3 separate regions of the Homo sapiens genome follow, and all the other regions are linked to region 2. A link is an interaction called in ENCODE POLR2A ChIA-PET data of the cell type or tissue named here. Cell type or tissue: GM12878. All regions are shown on one strand. Region 1 overlaps GLDC (glycine decarboxylase). Region 2 has its middle 14 kb from the start of LINC02851. Region 3 overlaps GLDC (glycine decarboxylase).

Region 1 (2,500 bases), 69 kb after region 2:
TGAGCACTGAGTGAACGAGACTCTGTCTGCAATCCCGGCACCTCGGGAGGCCGAGGCTGGCGGATCACTCGCGGTTAGGAGCTGGAGACCAGCCCGGCCAACACAGGGAAACCCCGTCTCCACCAAAAAAATACGAAAACCAGTCAGGCGTGGCGGCGCGTGCCTGCAATCGCAGGCACTCGTCAGGCTGAGGCAGGAGAATCAGGCAGGGAGGTTGCAGTGAGCCAAGATGGCAGCAGCACAGTCCAGCTTCGGCCCGTGGAAAGAGGGAGAGGGAGACCGTGGGGAGAGGGGGAGGGGGAGGGGGACCATATCTCTTGTGAATTTATTTCCTGGGAAAGCATGTGGAGTGCGGAGTGTGTGTGTGTGTGTGTGTGTGTGTGTGTGTCTGTGTGTGTGTGGTGGAGGGTGAAAGTATTTTACTTGAGGATAAAGATTGATGCAAATAATATTCAGATAGAGTTCAATAGGGTTAAAACAATGTTAAGTGTCTTCCTTGCCAGTTTGCTGTCTTAGGTTTTGCTTTACCTACGTTTTTCTCTGATAGAGGAAAAATAAAATAATCAATTCCCAGGGTTAAGTGACTGAGTCCCCAAGAAGATCTTAAAGAAGACAGCCATTTGCCTAAGTAGTTAAATCCCAGTTAAATTTTAGTAGCATGATCTATCTCTATGCAGAGAGGTAAAGAAAGAACCAAATGATGTCATTTCTATCTAAAAAGTACCCTTCAGTGGCAGGGCGCGGTGGCTCACGCCTGTAATCCCAGCACTTTGGGAGGCTGAGGTGGGCGGATCACGAAGTCAGAAGTTCGAGACCAGCCTAGCCAATATGGTGAAACCCCATCTCTACTAAAAATACAAAAATTAGCCAGGTGTGGTGATGTGCGACTGTAGTCCCAGCTACTCAGGAGGCTGAGGCAGAAGAATCGCTTGAACCTGGGAGGTGGAGGTTGCAGTGAGCCAAGATCGAGCCACTGCACTCCAGCCTGGGTGACAGAGCAAGACTCCCTCTCAAAAAAACAAAAAAGGACCCTTCAGTATAAGAGCTGTCCATGTAGCAGCTCTCAACTTAGTCCAGTGAGTTAAAGTGTGAGATTGGATTAGTAATCCTTTAATTTAAAGTCGTGTGACCTCAGCCAAGTGACCGTCTTCAATCCTCAGTACCCTAGGCTGTGCGAAAAGCATATGGTACAATTCCTGGTGGAATAATGTTCAATAAATGTCAAATGCTATTATTATTTTGTGATTATATGAATGACCCGAGAAAGGGTCCCACCTGCATCCAAGTACATTTATACTTCTTAATAACCAAAGTGCCTTCATGAGAATGCTGGTAGAAACTGCATAAGGGTGTGTTTTTTTGCTTTTGTTTTTGTTTGAGATGGGGGTCTCACTCTGTCACTCAGGTTTGAGTGCAGCGGCGCCATCTTAGCTCACTACAATCTCTGCCTCCCAGGCTCATGTGATCCTTCCACCTCAGCCTCCCAAGAATCTGGGACCACAGGTGTGAACCACCATGCCTGGCTAATTTTTTGCCTTTTTTGGTAGAGACGGGGTTTCACCGCCTTGCCCAGGCTTGTCTTGAACTCCTGACCTCAGGTGATCCGCCCACCTCAGCCTCTCAAAGTGCTGGGATTGCAGGTGTGAGCCACTGTTCACAGCCCTGCATGAGGGTCTTTGATTACAACTGATATTTTCTATTGTTGAGTGATGGCCTTTTTATAAGTTGCCCTTTCAGTGACACAAAGGAGGAATGTGCAACTGAGTAGAACAATTTTAGAGAAAATGTAGATTATGTGTTAATTAGACTGAAGCTGTGCCTACTTCCAGAGAGTATGAGGCAGTTTAGAAGGTAAAACACAGTATTTTACTGGGAGTAAGACAGAATTTTTATTTAGCGTATATACAGCAGAAATAGAAAGGGAACAGAAAAAGCCTGGAATGAGGCAAGTGTTAAAATGGGCAGTTCTAGCAAACAGAACCGAATAAGGAACAGTCAAAACAGTGATGGGGGGGCCAACCTTGAGGAGAAATTGAGTGTTGTTTGGGGACTTTTTTTTTTTTTGAGATGTCGCATACAGTACTTAGTGTTGGTTGGATGGATGACTCTTACATTTTCCATATAGTTATTCTGTCATAAATACTCAAACAAAATGAGGGATTTAAACTGTAATTAGAGCTCTTTTCTGAGACATCTGTCTGTAACATTTCTCTTTTTCCCACAATTAGGTGAAAATGAAATCCTTGCAACTCTGCATGCCATTTCAAGCAAAAACCAGATCTGGAGATCGTATATTGGCATGGGCTATTATAACTGCTCAGTGCCACAGACGATTTTGCGGAACTTACTGGAGAACTCAGGATGGTAATGTATTTCTCAGTTCAGGAACAGGATGACTGTGATTTGCATAATTCTCTCCATCCTCCATCTGTCCCCTTGCAGTCTCAGAGCCTCCACACTGACACCCACCTCCTAGTGCTGTCTCCAATGTCCGGGAACC
Region 2 (2,500 bases):
TACAAAGGCCTAAAAACCAGGATGGTTGGGGTGGGTCATGCCCATAATCCCAGGATTTTGGGAGGCCCAGGTGGGAGGATCGCTTGAGGCCAGGAGTTCAAGACCAGCCTGGGCAACATAGCAAGACTCTGTCTCTGTAAAATCTTTTTAAAAATTGGCCAGACATGGTGACTACCGCCTGTAATCCCAGCAATTTGGGAGGCCGAGGCAGATGGATTACCTGAGGTCAAGAGTTCGAGACCAGCCTGGCTAACATGGTGAAACCCCGTTTCTACTAAAAATACAAAAATTAGCTGGGTGTGGTGGTGCACGCCTGTAGTCCCAGCTACTCAGGAGGCTGAGGCAGGAGAATTGCTTGAACCCAGGAGGCGGAGGTTGCAGTGAGCCAGATCGCACCACTGCATTCCAGCCTGGGTGACAAAGCAAGACTCTGTTTCAAAAATAAATAAATAAAAATAAAAAATAAATAAAAATAGCTAGGCATCGTGGCATGCTTGTAGTCCCAGCCACTCAAGAGGCTGAGGCAGGATTCCCTGAGCCCAACAGCTCAAGGCTGCAGTGAACTATGATTGTGTCACTGCACTCCAGTCTGGGAGACAGAGTGAAATCCTGTCTCTAACAAAAAAAAGAAAGGCCTGAAAACCATTTTTTTTTATTTTGAGACAGATTCTCATTCTGTCACCTAGACCGGTGTGCACTGGTGCGATTTCGGCTCACTGAAACCTCCATCTCCCGGGTTCAAGTGATTCTCATTCCTCAGCCTCCTGAGTAGCTGCAATTACAAATGTGTGTCACCACACCCAGCTAATTTTTGTATTTTTAGTAGAGACGCGGTTTCACCATGTTGCCCAGGCTGGTCTTGAACTCCTGACCTCAAGTGATTCACCTGCTTTGGCGTCCCAAAGTGCTAGGATTACAGGCATGAGACACTGTGCCCAGCCAATAATTAAAAATTTAAAAAAGAACACACACACACACACACAATAAAAAGAGCCTGGAATGTTACAAGTGTATTATAGTTTATTGAAGTAAAAATTACATTTATGACATCATGAACAATTGTCTTATGACACAGTGACAAGGCTTGAAATTTAAAAAAGGAAAAAAGGGAACAATTGTCTGTTTGCCAGTCAACTAAAATACATACTGCTGGCCGGGCATGGTGGCCCATGCCTGTAAGCCCAGCACTGTCAAACCAATGATCTCTTTTTTTGATAAATGATTTATTAATGAATCACATTCTCTAAAATATTCCAAATCAGAAAATGTTGGGTTAAATACTTGTCAAGTTTCACAAGGTGATTAAATATACAATTGTGGGGTCCCACTCAGAACACTGGAGTTAGTATAAAGATTATTTTAAGCTGAAGACATTTGAGATGGAACAGATGCAGAAAGAAGCTTCCTTGGGACTTCCCTTATTTGATTAAAAGTAGAAACTTCTGAGAAATGAGGACGGACATAAATTTCCTGTTTGGGGTGGCTTCTACTCCCAGGGGAGAGACCCAGAATAAACCTACCATAAATCCCCTCTCTGGCAGTTTTATGAACCTGAAAAAGACCACTCACACCTATATAAGAAAGTTTGGTTTGTGATAATGTTTGCATGTCTCCCATTTGTTCTTCTAAAAACACATTTGTCTTTTTTAGAGAAACCTATTTGTCCTTCCTATAGAAGTCCTTTTTGGCTAGGCGCGTTGGCTCAAGCATGTAATCCCAGCACTTTGGAAGGCTGAGGCAGGCAGATCACCTGAGGTCAGGAGTTCAAGACCAGCCTGGCCAATGTGGTGAAACCCTGTCTCTACTAAAAATACAAAAATTAACTGGGCATGGTGGCAGGCACCTGTAATCCCAAGCTTCTTGGGAGACTGAAACAGGAGAATCGCTTGAACCTGGGAGGCAGAGGTTGCGGTGAGCTGAGACTGCGCCACTGCACTCCAGCCTGAGCAACATAGTGAGACCCTGTCTCAAAAAAAAGAAAAAAGTCCAGGCCGGGCACGGTGGTTCATGCCTGTAATCCCAGCACTTTGGGAGGCTGAGGCGGGAGGATCACGAGGGCAAGAGATTGAGACCATCCTGGCCAACATGGTTAAACCCTGTCTCTACTAAAAATACAAAAATTAGCTGACCGTGGTGGTGTGCACCTGTAATCCCAGCTACTCAGGAGGCTGAGGCAGGAGAATTGCTTGAACCTGGGAGGCAGAGGTTGCAGTGAGACAAGATGGCACCACTGTACTCCATCCTGGTGACAGAGTGAGGCTCCGTATCAAAAACAAAAAAAAATTAGCAGGGTGTGGTGGTTCACGCCTGTAGTCCCAGCTACTTGGGGGGCTGAGGTGAGAGGATCACTTGAGCCTGGTCAAGGTTGAGGTTGCAGTGAGCTGTGTTTGTACCACTGCACTCCAACCTGGACAACAAAGTGAGACCCTGTCTCCAAAAACAAAAATGTAGGTAAATACCATCATTTGTGACAAGATGGATGAATCTGGAAAACATTATG
Region 3 (2,500 bases), 89 kb after region 2:
CAAACCAGGGAGCAACACATTCGGAGAGACAAGGCTACCAGCAACATCTGTACAGCTCAGGTAAATCACACGTCTGACCTGACTACTGAATGCCTTACGATACACAGAAATGAGCTACTCATTCATTCATTCATTTGTTCATTTATTCACCACCTCCTGAGCAGTGAGCACACCAGAAATGGCAAGATCTTATTGGTGTAGAAGGCTCATTGTCTTATGAGAACCAAAATACAGTATTGGCTGGGTACGGTGGCTCATGCCTGTAATCCCAGCACCTTGTGAGGCCAAGGCAGGCAGATTGCTGGAGCCCAGGAGTTGGAAACCTGCCTGGGCGACATGGCGAAACACCATCTCTATGAAAAATAAAATAAAATAAATTAGCCGTCAGTGGTGGTATGCTCCTGTAGTCCCAGGTGCTAGGGAGGCTCAGGTGGGAGGATCACCAGAATCTGGGAGGTTGAGGCTGCAGTGAGCCATGATTATGCCACTGCACTCCAGCCTGAGTGACAGAGGGAGACTCTGTCCCCAACTCCTGCCCCCACAAAAAAAGTTAAAGAAAAAGACACTGTGTTTTACTGGTGTTCTTTATATGTACACCATTTGCCTATGCTTTCTCTTCACCATACATGTTTTAATACTAAAAAAAATAAAAAGCATTATTTGTTTCATTTTACCCATAATCACATCTTCAGATCCTGAACAGGCAAAGCGTAAGAAAGGACAAAAAAGGCCAGTCTTCACTTTTATATACAGACTTAAAATATATGTAAATAGAAAGATGGATATCAGGGTCTCTAGTATTCTTGGCGTTGGGCCAGGTTTGTTATGGGTGGCAGTTGAGACACCCTCTCTTAGGACTGAGAAGGAGCCTCTCCAGGAATGGGTTGAGGAAGGCAAAGCAAGGGCATTTGTGATGACTGTGCTTGAGGGGATGGTGGTAGTCATGAGGCACTCTTACTGGGAGATTATGACTGGCATTCTTTTTTTTGTTTTTTCGAGACAGAGTTTTACTCTGTCGCCCAGGCTGGAGTGCAGTGGCGCAATCTCAGCTCACTGCAACCTCTGCTGCCCGGTTTCAAGCAATTCTCCTGCCTCAGCCTCCTGAGTAACTGGGATTACAGGCGCCTGCCACAGCGCCAGGCTAGTTTTTGCATTTTTAGTAGAGACGGGGTTTCACCATCTTGGCCAGGTTGGTCTTGAACTCCTGACCTCATGATCCACCCACCTCGGCCTCCCAAAGTGTTGGGATTACAAGCATGAGCCACTGCACCTGGCCATGTCTGGCATTCTTTAAAAGGATGGGATAAAACAGGAAGAGCTTCCTGGGTTCTGACCAGGGTTCTGGGTTCTGCTCCTTGAAGTTGCTCCAGGGCTTAGGTCGAAGTGTTTGTGAAACCCAGCCAAACCCTAGGATCAGTTGGAGGCCCACTCCTGAGCACAGGATCCATTCTAAGTGCATCTCTTTTTTTTTTTCTTCTTCTTTTTTTTTCTTCTTTGAGATAGAGTCCTGTTCCTGCGTCACCCAGGTTGGAATGGGGTGGCGCAATCTTGGCTCACTGCAACCTCTGCCTCCTGGGTTCAAGTGATTCTTGTGCCTCAGCCTCCTAAAGAGCTGGAATTACAGGCCACCACACCCAGATAATTTTTGTATTTTTAGTAGAGGCAGGTTTCATCATGTTGGCCAGGCTGGTCTCAAACGCCTGACCTCAAGTGATGGTCCTGCCTGGGCCTCCCAAAATTTTGGGATTGTAGGTGTGAGCCATGGCACCTGGCTTCTTTTTTTTTTTTTTTCTTGAGACAGATTCTTGCTCTGTTGTCCATTCTGGAGTGCAGTGGCATGGCCATAGCTCACTGCAGCCTCAACCTTCAACCTCCAGGGCTCAAATTATTCTCCGGTCTCAGCCTCCTAAGTAGCTGGGACTATGGGTACATTCCACCACGCCCAGCTAATTTTCAAAAAAATGTTTTGTAGAGGCGAGGTCTCACTTTGTTGCTCAGGTTGGTCTCAAATTCCTGAGCTCAAGTGATCCTATCTTGGCCTCCCATAGTGATAGGATTATAGGCATGAGCCACCGTGCCTGGCCACTGTAATTGCATCTCTTCCATGAAGTGTCAGAGAGAGATGTCACAGGTGCTTCAATGGGAGGTAGAGTGCTCTTTCGTCTCAGGGCTTTGGCGTCTAGAACCACCTCTGAAAAGCTTCTCCAGGAAGGCAGTGGGCAATAAGATCTTCTTATAGTTGGTTCTGCAGCCACGGGTCTTTGGAGCCATTTCCTCAGTTGGTCCTTTTGTATTATGTTTTGCCTCAGGAAGGTGCCACCTCTTTTCAAATATGAGCTCTTCCAGTATGATAGGAAGGAAAGGTGGTTGGCACAGGCTTTTCCTCTGTTGAACAGCAAGCTGATCTTTATTTATTTATTTGTTTTTTTGGTTGTTTTTTTTTTTTTTGAGATGGAGTCTTGCTCTGTCACCCAGGCTGGCATGCAGCGGCCCAATCTCA

The links. Peaks named below come from ENCODE experiments on the same cell type or tissue, not always from the same donor. Only the 100,000 strongest peaks of a DNase experiment are listed, where the experiment ranks them.
Region 1: POLR2A ChIA-PET joins it to region 2 with 7 read pairs; 11 of 35 experiments call an interaction of 5 or more read pairs at or near these places.
Region 3: POLR2A ChIA-PET joins it to region 2 with 5 read pairs; 6 of 35 experiments call an interaction of 5 or more read pairs at or near these places.

Annotation. Positions count from the first base shown.
Region 1 is chr9:6,620,048-6,622,547 of GRCh38, reverse strand. It overlaps GLDC (glycine decarboxylase), which reads left to right. Exons shown (of 25, transcript NM_000170.3): 3 at 2,229-2,364. Among named protein-coding and RNA genes, the nearest start is that of GLDC, 24 kb to the left of the region's middle. In GM12878, no CTCF peak of the experiment used is centred here; no DNase peak of the experiment used is centred here; H3K27ac peaks cover 608 bases.
Region 2 is chr9:6,689,087-6,691,586 of GRCh38, reverse strand. No RefSeq gene overlaps it. Among named protein-coding and RNA genes, the nearest start is that of LINC02851, 14 kb to the left of the region's middle. RefSeq lists an enhancer at 1-127. In GM12878, no CTCF peak of the experiment used is centred here; a DNase peak (open chromatin) is centred at 1,519; H3K4me3 peaks cover 878 bases; H3K27ac peaks cover 2,215 bases.
Region 3 is chr9:6,599,669-6,602,168 of GRCh38, reverse strand. It overlaps GLDC (glycine decarboxylase), which reads left to right. Exons shown (of 25, transcript NM_000170.3): 8 at 1-60. Among named protein-coding and RNA genes, the nearest start is that of GLDC, 45 kb to the left of the region's middle. In GM12878, no CTCF peak of the experiment used is centred here; no DNase peak of the experiment used is centred here.